Linked DNA regions of Homo sapiens: all the other regions are linked to region 3. Evidence: read pairs that join two places in POLR2A ChIA-PET (ENCODE). Cell type or tissue: MCF 10A. All regions are shown on one strand.

Evidence for each region. Peaks named below come from ENCODE experiments on the same cell type or tissue, not always from the same donor. Only the 100,000 strongest peaks of a DNase experiment are listed, where the experiment ranks them.
Region 1: POLR2A ChIA-PET joins it to region 3 with 19 read pairs; 4 of 35 experiments call an interaction of 5 or more read pairs at or near these places.
Region 2: POLR2A ChIA-PET joins it to region 3 with 19 read pairs; 2 of 35 experiments call an interaction of 5 or more read pairs at or near these places.

Annotation. Positions count from the first base shown.
Region 1 is chr1:209,244,993-209,252,992 of GRCh38, forward strand. The region is part of intron 2 of LOC105372896 (a long non-coding RNA gene); the gene reads right to left. Among named protein-coding and RNA genes, the nearest start is that of LINC01696, 76 kb to the right of the region's middle. In MCF 10A, a CTCF peak has its summit at 3,869 (motif pointing left); a DNase peak (open chromatin) is centred at 3,859.
Region 2 is chr1:209,203,673-209,211,672 of GRCh38, forward strand. LOC105372896 (a long non-coding RNA gene) reads right to left here. Exons shown (of 5, transcript XR_922530.4): 5 at 7,762-8,000. Among named protein-coding and RNA genes, the nearest start is that of LINC01696, 120 kb to the right of the region's middle. RefSeq lists an enhancer at 4,218-4,277. In MCF 10A, a CTCF peak has its summit at 4,161 (motif pointing left); a DNase peak (open chromatin) is centred at 4,179.
Region 3 is chr1:209,351,368-209,359,367 of GRCh38, forward strand. No RefSeq gene overlaps it. Among named protein-coding and RNA genes, the nearest start is that of LINC01698, 17 kb to the right of the region's middle. In MCF 10A, CTCF peaks have their summits at 3,134 (motif pointing left) and 5,957 (motif pointing right); DNase peaks (open chromatin) are centred at 3,134, 3,604, 4,214 and 5,954.

The DNA of each region.
Region 1 (8,000 bases), 110 kb before region 3:
ACACACAGACAAAAAGAAGGATTCCTGGATTGTTTCATGAAACAGAGTTTGCACACCTAGACACTGGAATAACCTAATGCCCATAAAAGAGGTAATGGTTAAATAAGTGGTTATTCATACTACAGAGCCGTCCACATCAGATAACCAGTGTGAGGCTCCTCCAAGTAGGCTAACATGGATAGATGTTCAACAAGTTTACAAAATGTAAATATATGATGCCATTGATATTTTTAATTGGCACGTACAACATAAATTCTACAGATACTTAATGAGCATATATAAATATATATGAAAATGTAAAAAAAAAAAAAGCCATACCTGGAAGTATACTCCTCAAGCACTGAGCCATGCTACCTGGGCAAGGGGGAAGGAGGAAGATTGGAGGAACTGATAAAGGGGACTTTAGTCTTCTCTATAAGTTTATTTTTAAAGAACATTATATCACTTGTGTAATTAAAATTTAAATTACAAAGAAGAAATGGGATCAGAATGCAGATAAAGTGGGAGTGGTTTGGAGGGCTATGCGGGGTGGTAGATGCCAGCGGGGAAAGGGGAAAGTAGAGAACACGCACAGAGTCCTCCAGCTTTCATTACACACCTGCTGAATGCACGTGCAAAGGGGGATGGTGGAACATCACGGAGCTGGAGGGCAGGCAGGGGCCTGCTGGCTGAAGCTGGAAAATAGCATAATGGTTGAATAGACTGAAAAGGAGCACAATACGGAATCCAGGCTGAGAAGCTTGTACCTGGGGAGCAGGCAGTGGGAAGTATCTGTGGGGTCTGGAGCAAGGGAAGGTTGAGGCACAAGGAGTATTTTAAAAGATTGATTTGACAAAAGATAGGTGAGAAACAGGGAGCCTCCCGAAGGCTGTTGAAGGCACCTGGACATGCAGCTTGAAACACCTGAGCTGTGGGGATGCAGAGAGAAGAGTAAACCTGAAAGACAGCTGAGAGCAAACCATGGCAGGAACTGATGAAGGGGAGGGGTGTGGTCAAGATCAGCTCAAACCGTCTAGCCCAGGAGCCCCGAGGAACAGGGAGTGGTACCTCAGAATGTAGCGTTCTAGGCCATAGTTGGACATCTGGGTGGAAATGTCCAGTTGTTGAGTTGCATGCAGAGGAAGGTCTTCTAGTTTCCTTCTGAGAGGGATTAGCTGAAGCCACGAGAGTGTACAAACTCCCCAGCAATGTGAGTGATGTCAATGTGGAGAGGGAAAGACAGAGTCAAGAACTGAAGGAGGAGAACCCACTTGCTCAGAAGTTCAGCACTGGCATTTGAGTCTCCTCCATCAGATGCTATTTACTAGGTGCAGGTGCCACTGAAAGAATTTTATTTATTTATTTATTTACTTATTTATTTTGAGACAAGCTCTTGCTCTGTCACCCAGGCTGGAATGCAGTGGCACAATCTTGGCTCACTGCAAACTCCGGCTCCCAGGTTTAAGTGATTCTCCTGCCTCACCCTCCCGAGTAGCTGGGATTTCAGGCGCGCGCCACTGCATCTGGCTAATTTTTGTATTTTTAGTAGAGACAGTTTTGCCATGTTAGCCAGGCTGGTCTTGAACTCCTGACCTCAAGCGATCTGCCTGCCTCGGCCTCCCAAAGTGCTGGGATTACAGGCGTGAGCCACTGTGCCCGGCCTAAAAGAATTTTATATCTACACCAGGGAGGCCTCTTTCTTTCTTAAGAAATAATTTTTAAAACTAAGGGAGGCCCACAAAGCTATGTGCATTATATTGTAAGAATGCTTTTCCCTGGCAGTCTGCATTCCACTGCACTTTCCTGTTTGAATAAGCCGAGAGCTGTGACACAGAAATGACTGCTGTTTGCACTGGCTGGGCTCTCCAGGAAGGCTTCTCTCCTTTCCTTTGGAAGCGGTTACTGACTAAATGATGATTCTTTGCAGTGGTCATGAGCCTTGCAGTGATCCTCTTGCCTCAGCCTCCCAAAGCGCTGGGATTACAGGCATGAGTCACCATGCCTGGCCCTTTTTTAATCCATTTTGACCTCATGCATCCCTTCCAAGAAGAAAAAAGAGGAGAGTTATGCCTATTTTTTCCCCTCTAGGTTTTTTCATTTGTGAAAAAAGTAGAGTAAGTTATTTTGCCAAGATTGCTTGGTAACTGATTGAAAGAAATAACAAATACCTGAGGAAAGTAACAGACACTTACTAATTGCCAAGCACTGTGCAAAGAATTGTATCTGCATCATCTCATTTATGATTATCCCCTTTATAAAGAGGTCACTGAAGCTTCCTAGGACAAACAGGAGGGAGCAGAGCCAGCACTAAAGCCCAGGTGGTCTGACAACAGAGTCCCTCCTGCTTAACCACGCACTACATATAATAAGGAGGCAGCTTTCATTCTTTTATAATTTAGATTTTTTTGGTTGACCTTTTGTACTAGTCTGTGTTCTTCAGAGAAATAGACCAATAGGATATGTATGTGCATGTGTGTAAAATACGTATTATATATATATTATATGTAATATACATTATAATTCTATATATTATGATATACAGCTAATTGTTATTTTATATATATTATATATTCATATGTATAATATATTATATATTCATATATATTACATATTCATATGTATAATATATATTATATATTCATATGTATAATATATATTATATGTTATATATTCATATGTATAATACATATTATATATTGTATATTCATATGTATAGTATATATTACATATAAATAAAATAAGAAATTAGCTCATGCAACTATGGAGGCTAAGTCCCAAGATCTGGAGTGGCAAGCTGCCCCAGGAGAGCCCATGTTGTAAGTTCCAATCCAAATGCCAGCAGCCTCAAGACCCAGGAATAGCCAATGTTTTAGTCTGAATCCAACATCAGGAAACAAATGATGTCCCAGCTCAAAGGCAGTCAGGCAGGCAGGGGGAATTCTCTCTTACTCTAGGCAGGGTCAGCCTTTTTGTTCTATTCAAGCCTTCAACAGATCAGATGGGGCTAGCACACATTAGCAAGGACAATCTGCTTCCCTCAGTCTACCGATTCAAATGTTAATCTCTTTCAGAAACACCTTTACAGACACACTCATAATAATATGTGACCAGGTGTCTAGGCACCCCACAGTCCAGTCAAGTGGACAGATGAAATTAACCATCATATCCATATTGTTCCCTAGAGCTACTTTGATGGATAGGGGCTATGAATTTGTTTGTTCGGATTTTTTTTTTTTTTGGTCTCTTCTCTCTGAATTCCTCTTCTTAGAAAGAAAAGTCACCATGAGCAGACAGAGAAGAAACTCATGCCACCTTCATTTGGCGACCAGTTCCCAGAAGTCGTCTGGCAGAGACCATGTGATCTTCTTTCAGGGCTGTGCCAGGGAGACCCCTCTACTGGATGGGAGCCTAGGCTACAGGGTCAAGAATTGTCCAACTCTGAGAGTCTGTGTACCTTGATAAATTTGCTCTTTCTGTGTCCTTTTCTTCTTATTTTATGTGAAGGAAGCTTCAGAGCTCAGTGATGGTGAGGCATTTGTTTTGGCTATTCAACTTCTTCCCCAAACTGGAAGGGTATTTTTTAAGGGTGTAGTAAAGTGCAGTCTAAGAATACAGCCTTTGTCATTAGTCAGAACCGAAGCTAAATTTCAGCTCTGCCAACTGCTAGGTATGTGAGTGAGTTCCTTAATCTCTGTAATACTCACAGGATTGTTGCAGATCGAAGTGTTAATGTATAAGAAGCAAGCACTTATGATGGTGCCTGCCAGGTGGTTAGCATCAAATAAGTCTTCACTGGTACTGTTATAACAGAAGGCAGGCTCATTTCACCTGTATCAGTCACTGCCTACAGCCAATAATCAGGCCAAGAGGTCCTTTGTTGCCACCTAGTGGCCATTAATTGCACTACACCACATAGCTAAACCTAACTAAATGCAAATACAAATGCAACTTAGGTGTCTAAATGAAAGAAAAGGCAGGGTAAGATTACGTACGAGTGAAACTACCACCTTCACCCTAGGAAGCTTGATTTTTAGCCTTCTGCTGCTTGGTGACAGGAGCTGCCTCCTCAAGAAAGCACTGATGCATGCACAACGAGATGAAGAACATTTTTTGTTATAAATTGGAAAGTTTATTTTATTATTTTTTTAGAATCTATTTACAAGATTAGTAAAATGTATGGAAAGGTGGGTAGAGAGATAAGCATGTGTTCGGATTAAATAGACCACAGGCCAATGCAGCATGGAAGAAAAGACTTCAGTGACGGATTGTCTGGAGCCCACACAGGGGTTTTCAATAAAATCCAGGCCAAAGTGCCTTGGGCACACTGTGTTGAAGGTTTTAGCAAACTCGAGCAGAGAGCAAGCTTCCAACTCACCTCACTTCCTTCCTCCCTTGCTCCCAAGCTCCACAGAGACATCGTTTAGGGAGAAAATAGTTAGGTAGTCTCCTTCCATTTCTCCAAATGTCAAAGTGAAGTCCAACAGAAAGCAATTAACAGATGTCTGCCCAGCAGAGAGTGTGGGAGTACCAGTCAGCAATGAGCACAAGGCATATCTTAGCATATCACAGGGTGGCCCCATTTACTCCCCATTAACCAGCTAAAAATAGCCTCTCTACTTCCTCAGCTTTCTGTCTTTATTAGAATCAGTCCCAACAGTTTAGCTCTTTCCCCCTGAAAGCTTCCTTAAACAAGTGGCAAGTGAGAGAACTAAATGTGGACTCCGCTCAGGTGCAAATTTCCCCAGGGAATTTCTAGCCCCTCCCTGCAGGTAACCCACCACCAACTATTCCTAAAATCTTACCCCAGGCCCCACTCAGCCAGCCCCCATACCAGAGGCAGGATAATAACCAAACTGTCCCTGGAGAGGGACCAGAGTTGGTTGTCGGGGAGAGATTATATGTGGTTAGATAGCAAGATCTTATTTGTGACATTAAATGAGCAAACCATAAAGCATCTAAAATGATTAATTTCTCACTGGCGCTGTCAGTGAGCTGTCATCAACTGACAGTTATGTCATAAGTGTCATTTTTAATGTCACAAGTCTATTCCCCATCAATGTCATTAAACAATTATGTTTGGTTTATAAAAAGAAAGGGGGAGGGAGGGGGGATGCGTGGAAAGCCATATGTAATGCTTAAGCAATTATATACTTTGCTGTTCCTGGATGGCAGTCCCCGCCAACAATTAAATCTTACTTGATTTGTTCATTTAGGAGGCAAATTATCAATTATTTGGAGGCGTCAGCCTGGGTAATTTTTTCCTCTCCACTGGCAGCAGCCACGGTGCCCTGCCAGGATTGATATCAACAGGATGGAGACAGAGCTTTGATAATGAGCCCTCTCAGAGCCTGAGACTGCAGCTCTGCTCTCTCTTTTTTTGTGCTAGGACTGTTGTGTTTTCTTTGTCAGTGTTTGGCATATGGGTGAGACGGCTAATTTTGCGAGCTGTTTAAATGGAGATAGATCTTCTAATAAGTATGCTTCCTCCTCCTTCCTTTTAAACATTTTGGTAAATATAACCTGTTAGGCAGCTCCTCACTTCTTCTCTTCTACCTTGGTTTTTCTTCATGCTAGTTATGCCGGGGCCACATTGCTCAACTCCCACTCCTGCCCCAGGTATCTGCTACGCATCTGTTTCAATGGATATGTTCACCAGAACAGCAATACCAATGACCCTTTCTGATTACTCTGTAGCATCAATGGAGAAACAGATGTATGTGGTGGGGAGGAGTCTAGCCTGGGTGAAGATTTAAGACCAGACTTTGTGAGAATGAAAAAGTGAAAGGCAGGAGGACACTCTTGCATTCTACAAAGGGATCCCTTTCTGCACTAGGGTTTCTGGGGTCAGGCCTAGAAAGAGTAGGTTTCTTTCTAAAGCGTTAAGGAGCAGGCCAGGGAGGGCCTGAAACATTTATTAAAAAAGAGACCCTTATATAGAATGCCGTCTGGGCAATTGTCATTTACACCTTGAGTCCTCATATAGATCTGACCCTTTCCTGGTGGATTCCAGAAACCGGTACATAACTGTACTTGGTTCAGTTTTATGACTTTGGCTTCTTGTTGGCATCTGGGGTGGACATCTGTTGTTTTTGCCTGCCAGCATCTTTGCTCTTCTGTAAAGAAGACTCCTGATTTTCCTGGCGGAATCATTTCTTGCTTACTCTCAGACCATGTACTTTGGGTGTGGTTGGCCCCACTCCAGGCTTCAGGGGTGAACAACTGGCTAAGGCATGATCCATAAAGACATCCTATTCCCCTGGCCACAGTAATTAGTTCAGAGAAGGAACATGGCTCAAATTGATCCAATGGGAGCCCACCTGGAACTTTTCCTGGTACTAGTGAGATGGAGTTTGAGTCTGGAAATGCTGGGGGCTCTCTTGCCACTACAAGCAAAAGTGTGTCTGAAACTGAAGCTAATACAGAGAAGAGCAAAGATGTGTCATTCCAGGTGGCATTGGAACACCAGGTGGCATTGGAGCCTCCAGTGTGCCTGCAGTCAGTGTAATCCTGGGCTTTTTAATGAGATCAACCAATAAACTTCCTTTTCACTTAAGCTTGGTCAAGATAGGTTTCTACCCCTTGTAATCAGGAAAATCCTGACTAATTCAGATTTTCCTTCATTCTCAGTTCTCCGGTTCTTCCTTCTTGCATTTATGGCCAGTTTGTCTGCGAATGTCTGTCTCTATTATTACTCATATAATGGCTTCCATTTTGTTTTATTGTTGTAGCTTCATTTTGGTTGGATAGATTGTCCAAACTCTCTCCCCACCTCCATCTATTGACCTAATGGTGGTGGAGGGTTCTGGATGGGGAATTACCAGCCTGCTAGCTTTTTGAAATCGTATCCTGGCGTTTAGAAGCTTTTTGCACTGGCTGGCTGGATTGAAACCAACTCTTTGAATTTAACACTGAATGTGGCTAAGACACATGTAAATATTACTCAAGAGTCCCTTACAATCTTAGCAATAATTAAATGAAGAAAGATGAAAGGGAGGAAAGAAGGAAGAAGAGGAATGGCAGAGTAGGGCACAGACCCCCATCTCTTGCCCCCATATCCCATGTAAACACAGTGTCGTGATGTCACACTGCCATTTCCTGAGGCCACAAATGCGTAAGACCTTTTAAGCCACTGGGCTATGCACAGTGTGGGAACCTGGCCAATGCTTCCATCTTAAGCATTATCCAGCTTGCAGTGGCCATGCCTCAAGTTCTCACTCTTATTTTTTCAAATATTCTTTCCCTGCTTAGCCCCATCCATTGAATAACAGTTTCTCTCCATCCCCAACTTCTCCAATTCTCTGGCTATGTCACATCACATCACCTCCTTCCTACCATTGTCCCATACTCTCTGCCTCAAGCTCCAGGGAGTCTCCAGTCCTTAGGGACATTATTTATAAAACCACTCATTTACACTTAACATACAGAGGCTTACTGGTATCCACTTTAAGGTGAAGTGGAAAGATAGCCACTTAGAAATGAAGAGGGTGGTTTATTGCACCTGGCATAGCATTTGGATGTGGTCTACTCACTGCCAAAGAGAAACCTGGCAAAAAGTGGAAAATTGAATCCTGTTTTGTTCACACACCACTCATGCCAAAGATGTTCCGCTGAATTGACAGGCTTTCCGACTCAATCGATTGGCTCTTTTTGTCATCTGGTAGACTCAGAAACAGTTCTCCCTTGAGCTCTTTAGTTTGCAAAAGATAAATACACACTGACTTGAAAGAACAATGGAGTAGAATAAACATGTGTGTCCTCTAGCTGCATTTTGCAAGCAGAATAGGAGAAAGAAAAGAAGAGAGAAAAAAATGGGTAGGGTGGCAGAAAGAGCTGGGGGCTGGAGGGGGAGATGGAGAGAAAGAGAGAGAGAGAATGACACCTGATGGCAAATCTGCCTAGACCGCCCCAGCTGTGCTATGCTGGAAGTGTAGGTTTGCCCTACCCCAGCAGCTGTAGCTAGGGCCCAGGTGTTTCTGGAACATTGACGTGATTCTGTGGTTGATATCAGAACTAATGCCAGG
Region 2 (8,000 bases), 150 kb before region 3:
TAGCCAGCATGAGTTAAGTCACCCTTGCACTCTGGAATAAATTAATTCGTTCAAGAAGGGAATGAATCCTGTATATGTGAGTGTGTGTGTGGCGTGGTGGCGGGGGGGCGGATTTGGGGGGATTGAGGGTAAGAGAATTGAAAATCCACTTGTCTGAGATTATTTTCATCTGTCTCGCAGTTTTATAACTCTTTCTGAAAAGGTCTGATTCCTTTTATTAACAATTGTGAAGGCTTTTCTCCCAGGCTGAATTTAAGAGGCCAACTCTGCATAGGCAGATAGTGATACATTGCAGAGCTCATCGTTTTCTGTTGTGAACTACAAATGGCACACGTTTGTATTTCATAAAATCAGCATAAAAGCAAAAAATGTATTGGCTTGGAGAGTGAGTTTGTCCATCAATGTAATATTCCTATTAGTGCAGCTCTTCAGCTGTGGAAAAAAACCACATTGTATTCCAATAATTAAATAGAGCAGGTGAGTGTTAGGACTTCCACATTAGAAACTCTCTAGTTACACATTGCATATATTTTATTATAGGGCTGGAGGGAAATGAATTTTGCATAATTTTCCGAAAATCCTCACTGCATGTGGAGGCTACAGAAAGCCATGGCTGTTCCCTTAGACTGATGTTTAATCAAGTCCCTTCCTCTCCAACCGGCCACTGAGATGATGCTGTTCAGTCTCCCTGGGTCACCCACTGTCCCAGGCCTCTCAGTGCCAGTCTCAGATACCTCTGGTAACATGACTTGCTATTTCAGAATGCAAGTTGCATAGCAGGTGCAAATTCTGTGATGGAACTTGCAGAATGGACAGAGCAAAATCTCACCAGTTTCATTTCATCTGTGCCCAAAGCAGACTTTATAAAGCAATAAAGACTGAATGTCTAAGGACTTAAAAGAAATGTGCTGTGTTATCATCAATTTATGAAACTCCCACAAGGAAGCAGGCATGATACAAAACATACAAATTGTATCGTTGTTGCCTCTGGAAGTTTAAATGGCAAAGTACAAAATGTTGAAATTGGATATTACTTCTGTCTCACCTCTTTCCTCTCTCTCCCTAACCTTTTTTTAAATTTTCTCTTTTGCCTTTGAGTTTGAAGGGTTCCCTCTGGCGACTAGAGCTTGGCGAAGACTCTGAGTGTAATATCGTAGAAGACACCGAGGTGTGAGCCACTTCTAAATACTGGGTCGGGGCTAGGGCCACGAGAGGGGAGTGGCGAGAAGTGTGTGTGTGTGTGTGTGTGTGTGTGTGTGTGTGTTGAACAAAGGGGTGCAAGTTAAATGGGGCTAAAAAAGAAGGAAAACAGATGGAGATATTGACTAGGCTGTGTTCACTTTGTTTCTGCGATACATCCTCCCTCCCTACCTCCACATTACCATCCAACCCTTTGGGAATTACTGGCCACAAGGACCTTTCCCTGCTTTTGGACATAAGCCTCATACTCATTGCACAAACTCTCCTCTGTGTTTAGAATGTGTCAGGCATTACGGAAGCAAGGATGACAAGGGCATGGCTCCCACTCTTGACAAGATCCTAATCGTGTGCTGAAGACAATTCTGCCATCCCAGTACAGAAGAACATGTTCTACAAGGACTGAGCGAAGTGCTAAGGGAACAAATGCATCTGTTCTGAGTGTCTGGGGCAGCTTCAGAGGACAGGGGACATCTTATAAAAGGCTGAAGGAGATAAAGAAATTCTGTAGAATTCTGGGCAGAGAAGACATACACGTAGTACAAAAGCAGAAAATTGCTCAGCCTGTTTTGAGCGATGATAAATTCTGTTGAAGAATATTGAAAATAAGAGTTGTAAAAGTTGGTTTTACAACTGTTTTACAACAGTTGATCTTACTGTCAATTGCTTTATATGCTACAGTTAGCCGAGTCCTTTTAATTGCAAGTAACAATACCCAGGCTGGAGCTCAGGTTTGGGACAGGGAGAGTTGTTCTCATTGTTAAGAAAAACTATTATAGAAGTGCTAAGATGTCTCACAGGACTCAGGAAGAAGGATACAGTTAGGCTTCAGAAACAACTGGAAGCAGGCCGGGCATGGTGGCTCACGCCTGTAATCCCAGCACTTTGGGAGGCTGAGGCGGGTGGATCACAAGGTCAGGAGATCGAGACCATCCTGGCCAACATGGTGAAACCCTGTCTCTACTAAAAATGCAAAAAAAAAAAAAAAAAATTAGTTGGGCATGGTGGCGGGCGCCGGTAGTCCCAGCTACTTGGGAGGCTGAGGCAGGAGAATGGTGTGAACCCAGGAGGCAGAGCTTGTAGTGAGCAGAGGTAGCACCACTGCACTCCAGCCCGGGCGACAGAGCGGGACTCCGTCTCAAAAAAAAAAAAGGAAAAAACTGGAAGCAGAGACTTGCATATTGTCAGTAATCCAGTCATCTAGATATCACAAATTTCTGCTCCTCTCTCTCTCTCTCTCTGCCTGTCTTTTTCTCTGCATGATATGTACGTGTGTTGTTTAAATGCTTTCTCATTTACTTTTCTTGTCCACAAAATGAGAAACATGGCTGCCAACGCACCCTGGCTTTCAGTCTTACATTCAAGGAATGCAAAGAGAAAGTGACTTCTTTTTACCCATTTCAGTGCCAAAATTCCCAGGGAAGAATTTAACTCAACTTAGGTTATGTCAGGTATCTATGGAACAATCTGCTATGGACATGGGGCATTACAATGTTCAAACCAGCATGGGTCCTTTGCCAAGTCCTCAACCAATATAAGAAAACTGGGCACTGGGGGAGGGATGTCTTCATGCAGCTACTATTCTGCAGCCTATGGATAGACAGAGGGTCAAATCCTCAAATTAAAAAAAAAAAAAGATAGTGCTGAGCAGACAGTTCTATAGGAGCCCACTCCACCATGAGCTCCATTCAAAGCCACAGGGAAATATTACCAGCTTCAAGGAGACAATGACATGGTCTGATCCAATCTGTCCCCAAGATACGGACAACAATCTACTTCGGAATTTACCATAGCATCTAATAATTTTATTGTCAGCAAGTGTTTCTTTATATCTGACCTGTCATATCTACACTTCCTTTAGAGAATATGAAATATTCTCCTCATGACCACAGACTCAAAGACAACTAGTAAGTATTTCTAAAATGTGTCCCCTATAATCAAGCACTGACAAAAAGACTGCCACGTAGTGAGTATTCGGCTAGGTTCTAGGTTTTTAATAGCAACTAAGATCCAGTCCATGCTGACAAGGAGTTTGAAGTCTGGGACCTAGCAAGACGGCAAAGACAAATCAAACCTCCACCAACTAGCCAGCAGAGCATTTGGTTATGTTTCTCTGTCCCCTTCTGAAGACCCAGCTCTGTGAGAACTCGGAGGATGCAAAGACTGCCTCTCCCACTGCCCTCCCCATCCCTGACCTCCAGATGTTTGGGTGCCAGCAGGTTTGAACCCAAGATAGGCAACTCTGCACCGAGAGCTCCTCTCCCACTCGCTGGTGTGCAGTTCAGTCACAAAAGAAGCCCTCTAGTTCACAGGCTGCTGAGCCCTGACAAGGAGGAAGCAGAGGGCTTCAGGCCGAGCACAGCCAGCCCACGAGACTCTGTGAATCCACTCCATGGATGCTTGCTTGCCCAGAGGAAGTTGGTACCCTGAGTCTATCATGCCCTTCCTGGTGACCGAGCCTCAGCACTTCCTGAAAGAGTGAGCAGCCTGAGAATCAGGACACCTTGGCTCTCACCCACAGGGAGGAAAAGAGGCAGATAAATACTCCTGGGAATCAGAGAATCGAGCTTAGAAGCTCCACGATCTGCCGGATCAGCTGAGCTAGGCAGAAACTACCATTGCTGGAAACCAGGGCCAGAAAAGGAACATGTGGGTGGCACACGCATGAACATCTGGTGCTTCTGCTGTGACTGGTGACTCTTCCACTCCTCGTTGGGGGGGACACAGGGCCAGGAGACTGGTCCTACCACTTCAACCCCAGCTGTAACCCTAAACCCCCAGCCGAGTTAAACCCCAAATCATTACTCTGGAGGCTTGGGGAACGGAGGCAGGAGTTGGCATTATTTTTCCACGCAAGTCGGAGCCTGAAAGCTTTGTTTCAGCATAGGCGGAAGCCTCCACTCCAGGGCTTGGGGTGGGCTCGGGAGGCCGCCCGCCGTCGGCCTGACTCACAGCGAGCTCGGCGCTCCCTCTTGTGGCTTCTGTGTTCCCCGTCAGCCTCGGGAAGCTGCCGGCCACCACATACAAATGGACTCCGCGTAGTTAAGCTGTCAGGTCTAATGTATTTATTTGACTCTCTCCTGTTAAAATGATTTCTCTACAGCACTGCGGTTATTTACGACTATTGTCAGTACAAGGCGATGAGAAGGCAGCAGCAGAGGAAAACAACAACAGCTGAAGGAAAAGTTCTGTCTGGGAGGGCTGGGTGGCTGGGTGGCTGGGTCCCGGGCTTTCCCGCGGCTGCAGCGGCTGTGTGTTTACTTTATCTGCAGCGGGGGCTTCGGAGCTCATCCATCCATAATGCAGAGCCCATTGCCCTCAGCCCGCAGTTCACGGCCAGCCCCAGTGAGCGCCCTTGCGGAGGAGCTGTGGCCCGGGGAGGACACCCCCAGCTCTTTTGAGCGCTAAACATTTTCACAGAGACCCCGCGAATGGGCTTTTGGCTTTTCTAGGGTCCAGATCGAGTTCTTTCTTATACAGAACCTGGGACCCAGATGTCGTCCCATGGTTTGTCATTTTGGGTACTGTTTGCCAGAATGCCGTCCCTGGGTAGCAGCATCCACGTCACCTAAGAATTTGTTAGAAATGCATACTCTCAGGTCCCACCCCAGGTTGAAAGAATGGAAGTTCCAGGGATGGAGCCCAGTCATCTGCCTTGTAACAAGCCCTCCAAGAGATTCTGATGTGGGCAAGTGTGAGAATCACAGACCTAGAGAGTTAAGCCCCAGGACAGACCTTGAAGTGAGTTTCCACAGAGAAATGACCCAATACTCCTGCACCCCAGTCTCTTCCTTCTTTTAAAGGTTCCTAGAGGCCAGGTGAGTCCCAACCTCCCCTGGAGCTGATTTGGAAAATGATCCGCTCTGACCTGCAGTAGCATGGAACAGGAGTGATCTGAGAGAAGCAGGATAAGGTAGTGGTTAATGACACAGGTCCTGCAGTCAGTCTGTGTGCAAATTTAGATGACTCCACTTACTGCTCCTGTGATCTTGGGGAAATGACTTAATCTCTGTAAAATGAACATGAGATAGCTTTATAGGGTTATTATGACTAGATGAATTCATTCAGAAAAATTCTTTGAAGAGTGGCTGACATGTAGTGTTAATAAATGCTAACTGTGATTCCATTTTGTAATATTGGCTTCCATGTCCATCTCCAAGTCTCAGTCATCACTCAAAGCTGCAGGTTCATGGATAGATCACTTGTTATCAGAAGACCTGTGTTTATATGTAGCCTGGGCTGCTTATAAGCTACAGCACTTGGTGTAAGCCACTTAGCTTCTCTGTGCCTCAAATTTCTCATCTAAAAATCAATACCTATCTCAAGTTTTCATATAAATTATCCCATTTACTCCTCGCACAAGCATTTGTGCTAGGAAAAACAGGTCTCTCACGATGCTCATTATACAAATGAATCAACTAGGACTCAGAGAGGCCAAGTCATGTATTCAAGGTCACACAGCAAGTAGACGGTGAAATCAAGACAGGAATCCATTTCATCTGAGTCCAGGTCTAATAAATTTTTATGAGATAATGCCTGTGAGGGCACTATACAAATGATGGTTATTATTGTTGTTATTTTGGAGGGGCAATCAGAAGAAAACATCCCATTTTCTGAATGTGAATTCAGGAAATTAAAATAACAAACCATAAAGTCCTTCTGAAAAAAAAAAATAAATCAATAACACCAAAAAAAAAGAAAAAACCAACAAAAAATAGAACATTCCGCTATAGAACAAGCAGCAACATTCTGCTGCTATGATTGAGATAAAATCACAAAAATAAATAGAGAAGTGACACCACCATTTTCCCCTTCCTGGGAGATGTGTCTGTGTTCATGAAAGGTACGGAACTGACAGCAGGAGTGGATGGTGTATTTATTCCTGGGACAAGCACGGCCTCATCTGTTTAGCATTTATATAGTGCTTGCCTCCTCTGCTGCACCAAGGCGCCAGGGAGAATGGGTTATCACTGTGAAAGCTGAGGAGCAGCTGAGGTCCCTGAGCAGGACAGAGGGTCTTTCCACAGCTCCACTCCACCCCACCCTGAGTAAGGAAGGGACTGGGTGGCTTCAGACCCTCTCTGCAGGTTTGCCTGTGCTGCTCATCAGCAAGGGATTCACAGAGAAGGAGCCCAGGAGGAGAGATCTCCGGAAACACTCCTCCTGAGATGTTCTGCAACAAGCAGCTTCCTTCCCCCGTGTGGTAAGGAAAAGAAACCTCCTGCAGCTGATCTCTGGGAAATTATCCTTAAACACTGATTCTATCCTGACCCCCATCCCTTTCCCTATAAATCTTCCATAGCCTTCCATTCCTGCCTTATTCATTCTTAACTTCTCTGCCTAGTTTCCAGCCCTGCTCTTCCTATCTGGTCCTATTTTCCTGAGCTCCCAATTGTGGTCTTCACTTTAGATATACTATGATGTTATGGAAGGTGCAAGAGACCTAGAAGTGAAGAGCTGGGCCTGTGAACTGTGTGGCCTTGAGCAAGTCTCTTTACAGTTCTGTGCCTTGGTTTCATCTTCTGCAGAATAATGCCGGGCTCCTTTGAAGATAGAAGCTTGTGAAACATCTGTCATGTGTTTCAATGTGCTGTTCTATGTTTTTCTTTTTAAAAAATTTTTCCAGGAGATCCTTTGCCCTGGAGGATAATGAGATTTTTTTATTTTTAACAGAAGTAAGAAAGAGTTAAAAGTCTGCTATTGTTGGTAGAAAGAATAATTGAATTTGCATCTAAACAAGTGATGTTGTCTTGAGATGTGATTTTCTGAATTTCGTGGTGTCCCTTTTAAGTCTAGCAAGAATTAAGCCTAAACATCTCTGTTCATGGAATTTTCTCAGAGTCTAGAGAAAGGAACCCAGTGGCCTATAACAGCTAAGCTGTGAGAGTCACTGCTGTACTGAAGAAGGAAGTTATTTTGCAGGGCATTTAGGGGGTGATGGGAAAAAAGAAGGCACAGAGAGAAGAACAGAGTTAAAAAGGAAGTTGGATTTGGCTCAAAGGGGTACATGTGCATTAGCCCTCTGGTTTTTCTCTCTTACCACAAGGGAGCTCTGCTCCAAGGAGATGTTTCACAGGCTGCCCCTGGGTTACCGCCACAGCAACACTGATTTGGTAATGCAGCACGGTGAAGTGTAAACACACTTCAGGGCTTAGCTTAGGTGGGTCTCCTTGAGTTTCAGTGACACAGATGGGACCCAGATGTCCCCATAGCACCCCACCTGCAGCCTCAACAGTGAGACAAGAAAGGCTGCTGAGCTGGCTGTCAAAAGGCCTGCCATGGGGCTCACTATGACCAGGGAAGGGGACTCAGAGCAGAGGTTAGGTGGGAAGATGGAAGCTGTGGCAGAAACAGAAACAGAGGGGTCTACCAGGCAGGCCAGGGAAGTCAGCTAGAAAGGACTACTGCCCTTGATCAAACCCAGGGGGTGACACTAGCCACTGGCTTCATCACTGGAGGCCAAAAGAGAATCCAAAGGCAACATCGACACTTCTTCACTATCCCATCCTAGAGCCAAGTGAGTCCCTCACTCCCACCCTGCCACACACCCAAGCATTATCTCAGAAAAGAAGAGGAAAGAATAGGAGAGACTGAGTACCATCCCCAAATTCGGGACATTACCTTAGAATAAGCCATGTTTTATATCATGGTAGATTAAACTTTAGTCTCTTTGTCATCACTCAGGGGATATGGGGGCTTGTAAGGAAGACCAGATAAGACATAGACCACGTTTGCTGAATATGAGTATATATAAGGAATTCAGGCAACGATTCATTAGACAACTTTGCCTATCCCCTACAGAG
Region 3 (8,000 bases):
AGCCCCATCTCTACCAGAGTTAAAGTGCCGTGGATCAGGTCAAGGTCAGCTGCCTCCTGCCAGGAAGAAAGACAATTAGGATGAGGAGTGAGTGTTATACCAAAGGGGGTTCATGATTTGGGGCTAAAAGAAATTGACCTTTTGCTTCAGAGGCTATTTAACTCCAAGAGATTCCAAGCTTTGCTTCCCTTCCAGGGGCCAACTTAAAAAAAAAAAAAAAAACAAAAACAAAACTGTGGCCTTAATTATCATAACAGAATGATTAGTCAGGGACAGATGGCTTAAGGTCTATTCCCCATTCTCCCTATAGCTTACACGATACACACTAAATTCATCTTTTAATCAATGTTGTAAATAGCTATCTCCTTTCATTAAATGAGAGATAGTATCAATCTTTAATGATCAGTAATATATAATGTCAGTTTCGTTCCTGTCTGATGTCTATGGGAAGAACTGTGCAAGCTGGTAGAAAGGGATAGGCTCAAAAATGTTAAAAAGCATATAGACATACAAGAATATATAAGTAGAAATTCATATAGATACACTTAGCATATGAATTAAATGATAAAGCAGTCTGAGATCATATCTGCAGTTTAATAGTGAGAAGCTCCAGCTACTTCATAACTACAGCCTTATTCTCTCAAAGCTCACATTGAAAGGCCTTCTGATTTTTAATAGGATAATAGCACTTTGGCCCTTTTGAAAGATGTGGGGTACAATTTTGATAAACTTTCCCACACCAGTCACCAAAAATCCTTCATAAGACTAACGAAATCACCAAAAGTAACTGCATTTATCGAGGAAGAACCTCGCAGGTTAAAGGCTAAGTCAGCATCAGCCTGGTACAGGAAAGTTGTTCTTGAATGGGAGACTTTAGCTCAGGCCACAGAGGCACTACCGGACGGTTTTCTTCTTACACAGCTGCTGAGCTTTTTGGAGAACCTTTGAAGTCGGCAGTGGTGGACTAACTCAGCCATCCCCTTTCACACTGCAGTCATTGTTGAGGGCCTACTGATGCAGAGACTATGTTCAGTATGTAATGGCAAATACCACTTTACCCCCGACTTTCCCTCAAGGAGCTTACTGTCAAGATGAGAAGACAGGGCAATGCTTCAAGTCACAAGTGGTGACCCTAGTTTGCCTGACCTTCATCAATAGATAGGTGGGATGACACAGAGTCACTTGGACCTAAGGATGTCCTGAAAAGGCCCAGTGAGAATTCATCAAGCCTCCGGTGTGTACTCATTTTTTGTTAGTGTTGGGCAAATGGACTGTTTGCAGAACATTATCTTAAAGCCAATTAACATCTTAGTGGTCAAAGGAATTTTCCATTTGCCTCTTGGATATCCAATCCCAGTCCTCGCAAGAGGAAATTTCAATGCCTACAAAAGCATAATGTTCAATATAGCACTGGAATTTAAACCTGAACTTCACTGTCAAAATGTAATATTGTCATCCTTTGCATTGCGGAATTATTTCTACTTTATAAAGAGTGTTCTATTTGGAGACTATCTCATCTTCATAGAATTTAGCCATAGAATCAATTTCCAAATATAATTTATTAACCTCAATTTACACATGAAGTAACTGAGGTCCAGAAAAGTTGTTCAAGACCACACAAAAATGGTGAGCAGAGGCAGGCCTCAGACCCAGGGCCCTCCAACTCCCTATCCAGGCAGGGATATGAATGTGTCAACTGCAGTCATCTGACATCAAGGTAAGAGGATGTGATTAATGGCTGTTTGCCAAGTATCCACAGATCCTAGGAGAAAAACACATTATACAAGTGCAACATATTAAGCTAATTAGTACAAGGGAAATTCCTTGAAGATGGCATTTCAATCAGAAGCTCTCTTTAGAGGTTCCCCAAACAGTAGGTAGCTCTGTAAAGCCAGTTTTTCCCGTGGTGCAGAAATCATAACCACAGTTTGGTCATGCATCTCGCTCAACACAGAGACCTGAATAGAATAAGAAACTGCTTTCAACTCACAGCGAGATGGGTTAGAGACTGAACATTTGCCCTAAACCTGCTTCACTGTAAATAAAACCAAGCTTTAACTCCAACTAAGGCTGGGTACTCTGGACAGGGGAGATAATGTAGAAATAATTGACGGTGATTTCCAGGAGAGATGGGGGCAAATAAAGGAATGTTTGTTGAATACCTACTGTGTGCTAGGCATTTTGCATGGATCCTAGCACTTCGTACTCACCACATCTTATGAGGAAAGGACGATTGTATTCTTCTAAAGGATGAGGTGGTCTTGCAGAGGTTAACAAATGTGCTCTAGGTCACATAGGCAGTAAGTAGCAGGCTCCCAACCTGCATCCAAGTACATCTGACCAAAAGCCCACGTTTTTCCCATTCTCAAGTCTAAGACAAGCCAGTCATTGAGATGATGCTGAGAAAGAACAGAGTCACATCTTAGAGAGAAATTTACCTCTGGCCATAATTTTCCACAGTAGGACCAGCTATATAACATATATGGAGCCCAGTACAAAGTAAATATGAAGGACTCCTTGTTCAAGAAGTATTAAGAATTTCAAGACAGTGACAGCAGAATATGAAATCAAAGATAGGGACCTGCTGAACACCAGGCAACGTACAACTGCACAGATTGTATGGCTATGAAGCTGGCGCTGCACCACTGAATCTGAAGGAATGAACAAGTGAGAAGGCAAGAGTCTTGGAGTTGGGGATGAATCTGGAAATTCATCCTCTGAAACAACTTCTGTGTGGTCCACAAGAGCCTCATATCTCACCAAGGACCTATTCACACACGTGTGAGCACGCGCGCGCGAGCGCACACACACATACAGGCACACGCGCTGCCTAGGGGAACTCACAGATCAAGACTGATAAAAATTACACGGCAAGGCCCTGGGGGCAATTGGAATCCTTTTTCTAATCTCGGGAAAATTCGAAATAGCATCCCGGTGACACAGCGAATGAGAGAACATCACCCCTATTGCAGCTGTCACTTGTATCTGCAATCTGGTGAATTATAGAGATTAGCCACGTCCAAGAATTACTGCACTTTTTGCATGGTTCTGTGCATGGCCCTTCTTAAGGTGGAATTGCTCAGGTTTGTACTCAGCCTCTGGAGAAGACTTAGGAAGTTCCGTGCTGCCACCTAGTGTTCAGAAGCAGGTGCAGGAGAAACCGCTGAAGGCCTCACTACTTCTGTAGGGGCTGGAGCCTTCCCAGAAGCCACGTAGAAGAACGCTGCAAAGCTTTCCTGGGCCTCAGGCAAGCTTATTTTAGAGGTCGCATCCTGCATTACTTCAAAGACACTAAAATGCACCCACATCCCACACTAAATAAATTTACATGTAGCTAAGAGTTGAGTTGCTTTTGAGTTAGTTGGCATGTTTTGTAGACAGTAGTTAAACATTGGTTTTCTTTTTGAATTATGGAGCCAATGTGAGGGTTTTTTGTTGTTGTTGTGGGGAGGAGGGCTTTTTCATATTTTCCTAAGAAAAATATTTGAAAAGCTCCTCGGCCCTAAGCTTGGTGCCTTTACTGGCCGCTACAGTAAGTAGACAGGAAAGCAGAGGAAGGCCATAGAAGAGAAAACATTGGCGATATTTGCATCTGGTTGCCTCTGGGGATCAGTCCACTACAAGCACTAGTCTTTAGTTATGTCCATGTAAAGTTGCAGCCTTGGGCTGCTGAATTTATGTAGAAGAGTCACAGGCAAACTGTGGCCAGGATCTATCACAACTTAGTATCAAGATTGTTTTTTATTTTATTTTATTTTTATTTTTTTGAGATGGAGTCTCGCTCTGTCACCCAGGCTGGAGTGCAGTGGCACAGTCTCGGCTCACTGCAAGCTCCGCCTCCCGGATTCAAGCGATTCTCCTGCCTCAGCTTCCTGAGTAACTGGGATTAAAGGCATGCACCACCACCACACCCGACTAATTTTTGTATTTTTAGTAAAGATGGGGTTTCGCCATGTTGATCAGGCTGTTCTCCAACTCCTGACCTCAAGTGATCTGCCTGCCTCACCCTCTGAAAGTGCTGGGATTACAGGTGTGAGCCACCGTCCCCGGCCCCAAGATTTTATTTTAAAATAACAAAAACAAGAAACTCCTGGTCAGGTGTGCTGCCTAATGCAATTCCCAGAAAAGGCCCCTGTCCTCCCACAGCTCTGTGAGCTGCTGACAGGCAAGAAGCCAATGACAAGTTTCATGTCCTTCCTTCCCTGAATCCCTCCAGGGAATGAAGAGAAGAGGGTGTGGAGAATGACTTTTAATTACATCAGACCATAAATGCTGAAACCCCTTGCACAGCTCTTGGAACAGAGACACAACATGCAAATGTTAATCCCCTGCTTCTCCCGCCTGGATTGTGCCTCTGCTTAGCAGGGACGGGCAACTCCTTGGTATACGAGCACAGAGGCAAAACCAGGAGGTGCAAACATAACCAGCTTCATTTAAATGAGGACAAACTGGAGCAGGAAAAGAACCGGCAAATTCATGTTGGAAGAAGCTAGAGCGGGCATAGCTAGCAGCCTGCTCTCTCGCACAGCTGAAGGAAATCTATGTGGATCACCTTGTTACTTATGGATGGGTTTTATAATCCTGCACCTTTGTGGATTTAAGATTTCTGTAGATTTAGGGCAGGGTTTTATTCTACCAATTAGTCTTTCTTTTCCTCCCTCCCATTATGTGTTCTTCAAGCTCTTTAATTTTATCTTCAACTGCACTGGCCGAGACCGTTTCCCCCATTAACTATTTGTGATCACAGTTTACTGCAAGCCTGCTTGACCCAGCTTATATCTAAGGATTATGGGGTCATGTGATTCAGAGTTGGGAGAGAATAGAATCCAACTCCCTCCAGAGCCAGAGTCTTCTTCCCAAGGCTCTTTCAGACCCTGCCTCAGTTCTACTTCTTCAACAAGGAGGTTGTCACTTTCTGAGGAAGGCTGCTTCCTTTCAGTGGTAAAGAAGCACATCTGCAAGAAAGTTCTTTCTTCTCCTATCCCTTTAAGATTTAAACCAAGATGAGTGAGTGATGCTGTGTTTGGGAGTAGGCATTTGACTCCTTTCTGACACCACTGGGAGCCCCACACGGCCTTGGGCCTTGGCGGATTCCACAGGGAACTGACAACATTCTTTGGAGAGACACTGAAACAACCAGCCCCACTCTATCCTCTCGAAATGCCTCCAAGGATCCCAGACTTTTGTGAAAGGAGGTAGTCGAAGGACTCTAGGGACGCTTGAGCCTAGAAGACGATGAACAACCTCTTTCTTACACTTGAGTCAGGGCTCAGTTCTGCTCTGAGATCCTGCAACTCTTCTTTGTAGACACCAGCCAATGGCACTCTTGAAATTTTTGAAAACAGGATCCTACAGAGACTTGTGTGTATATCTCCACAGACCAAGTATTAAACTACCACTTCAGCGCCATGGTTCTTTGTGATTTTAAATGTGGGTGAGTGGGTGTCCAAGTGCTGAAACCTCAATTCTAGGCTTCTGAAATCTAGAAGGAATAACCATCTGAGTGTGAAGGAAAGAACACAATTTCTTTAAACTCTACACCAGCTGCACAAAAAGAGAGAAGAAAACTAGAAAATTAGCCCTGAGTTTCTGCATCAGGTGGAAGGTCAGCTTCAGAGAGTAGACTGTAGCTCCTGGAATTTGATCCTTCTATTCAAAAGCAAGTGACTGTGGGCTGAGTAGCTCCTGGGCTTGGTGCTACTCAAGGGATATAGGAATGCGCAAGGTAAGCACAGATCCCTAGCATTCCCAAGTTTAAAGAGAAGGAAACAATTAAACAACTAAAAATAGTCTCGAAACCAACTTTACGGAGTAGTGATTCTTCATAAGGAGGATCTCTTAGCCTACTGCTGATTGTGCACATTCCCCAACTTTAACTATGGCCTAAGAAAGATTGTCCCTAAACCAAAAGCTCTTCCATGTCCTACTCCTCCTCCACCCAGCAGAGCCCGATAGAGGGCGGTGATTTTACAGGCCTGAGAAACGTGTTGTGCTCATTTTCTACTGCTGCTGTAACAAATTGCCACAAATTTAGTCATACAAATTTATTCCCTTACAGTTCTTAGGTCAGAAGTCTCACTGGGAGTCATGAGAGAGGGCATCCTTGTCTTGTACCAGTTGAGGGAATGCTTCCAGTTTTTGCCCATTCAGTATGATATTGGCTGTGGGTTTGTCATAAATAGCTCTTATTATTTTGAGATACATTCCATCAATACGTAGTTTATTGAGAGTTTTTAGCATGAAAGGCTGTTGAATTTTCTCAAAGGCCTTTTCTGCATCTATTGATATAATCATGTGGTTTTGTCATTGGCTCTGTTTATGTGATGGATTACATTGATTGATTTGTGTATGTTGAGCCAGCCTTGTATCCCAGGGATGAAGCCAACTTGATCGTGGTGGATAACCTTTTTGATGTGCTGCTGGATTTGGTTTGCCAGTATTTTATTGAGGATTTTCGCATCAATGTTCCTCAGGGATATTGGCCTAAAATTTTCTTTTTTTGTTGTGTCTTTGCCAGGTTTTGGTATGAGGATGATGCTGGCCTCATAAAATGAGTTAGGGAGGATTCCCTTTTTTTACCATGGAATACAATACAGTCATAAAAAAAGGATGAGTTCATGTCCTTTGCAGGGACGTGGATGAAGCTGGAAACCATCATTCTCAGCAAACTAACACAAGAACAGAAAACCAAACACCGCATGTTCTCACTCATAAGTGGTTGTTGAACAATAAGAACACACAGACACAGGGAGGGCAACATCACACACCCACGCCTGTCCAGGTGTGGGGGGCTAGGGGAGGGATAGCATTAGGAGAAATACCTAATGTAGATGACGGGTTGATGGGTGCAGGAAACCACCATGGCATTTTTATACCTATGTAACAAACCTGCACATTCTGCCAATGTACCCTAGACCATAAAGTATTTTAAAAAAAGAAGAAGATGTCTCACTGGGCTAAAATCAAGGTGTCAGCAGGGCTGTGTTGCATTCTGGAGGCTCTAGGGGAGAATTTGCTTCTTAGCTATTTTTAGCTGCTTAAAGCTCCCTGCATTCCTAGGCTGGTGGCCTCTCCCTCCATCTTCAAAATTAGCAGTGTAACATCTAGCAGTGTAAATCTCTATGACTCTGACCCTCCTAACTTCTTCTTATAAGGACCACTGTGATTACACTGGGCCCACCCAGATAAACCAGGATCATCTCTCCATCTCAGGCTCTTTAACTTAACTACATTTTCAAAGCTCCTTTTGCCATATCACCTCACATATTCACAGGTTTTAGGAATTAAGGTGAGGACATTTTGGAGAAGGGGCCATTAGTCTGCCTACTACGTGTGTCATTTGTTTTTTAAAACAAATAATCCATGTTCACTATAGAAAAATTAGAAGACACAGAAAAGTTTAAAATTACAGACTACAGAAAATAACCACCTTCAAAATAGCTCCACTTTGTTCGTTAAAAAAGAAAACCTGACTAAATATTCTCACTTTATAATATAATATGATCATCCTTCCACATCAATAGATATAACCCTATGTATCAGCATTTTAATGACTGTACAATGTTCTACTATGATATTGTACTATAATTTTTGAACATGTAGGTTTACAGTTTCCTGTACACTCAAATAATGCTGTTATCAACAATCCTGCTTATGCATATTTGTACATTTGTCTGATATCTTCTGAAAGTGAGTTTCCAGAAACGTACTGGCTATGCCAGTAGCTGTGGCTCCTTTTAAGGCTTTCAATATCAATGGCCAAAGTTCCCTGCAGAAAGCTTGAGCCAATTCACAGACTCTTCTTCAGAGCTGGGGACTACTACACCAGGAGCTCAGAACCCTGGACAGAATCAAACGTTCAGTACTTTACCAAATTGATAGATAATTGAAATTCCATCTTTGTTTTAATTTGTATTTCTTTGATAGACAGTAAGGTTGGACATTTTTCATATATTTATTTTCTACTTATAGTTCTTCTCTCACCACTTTATGTCCTCTCT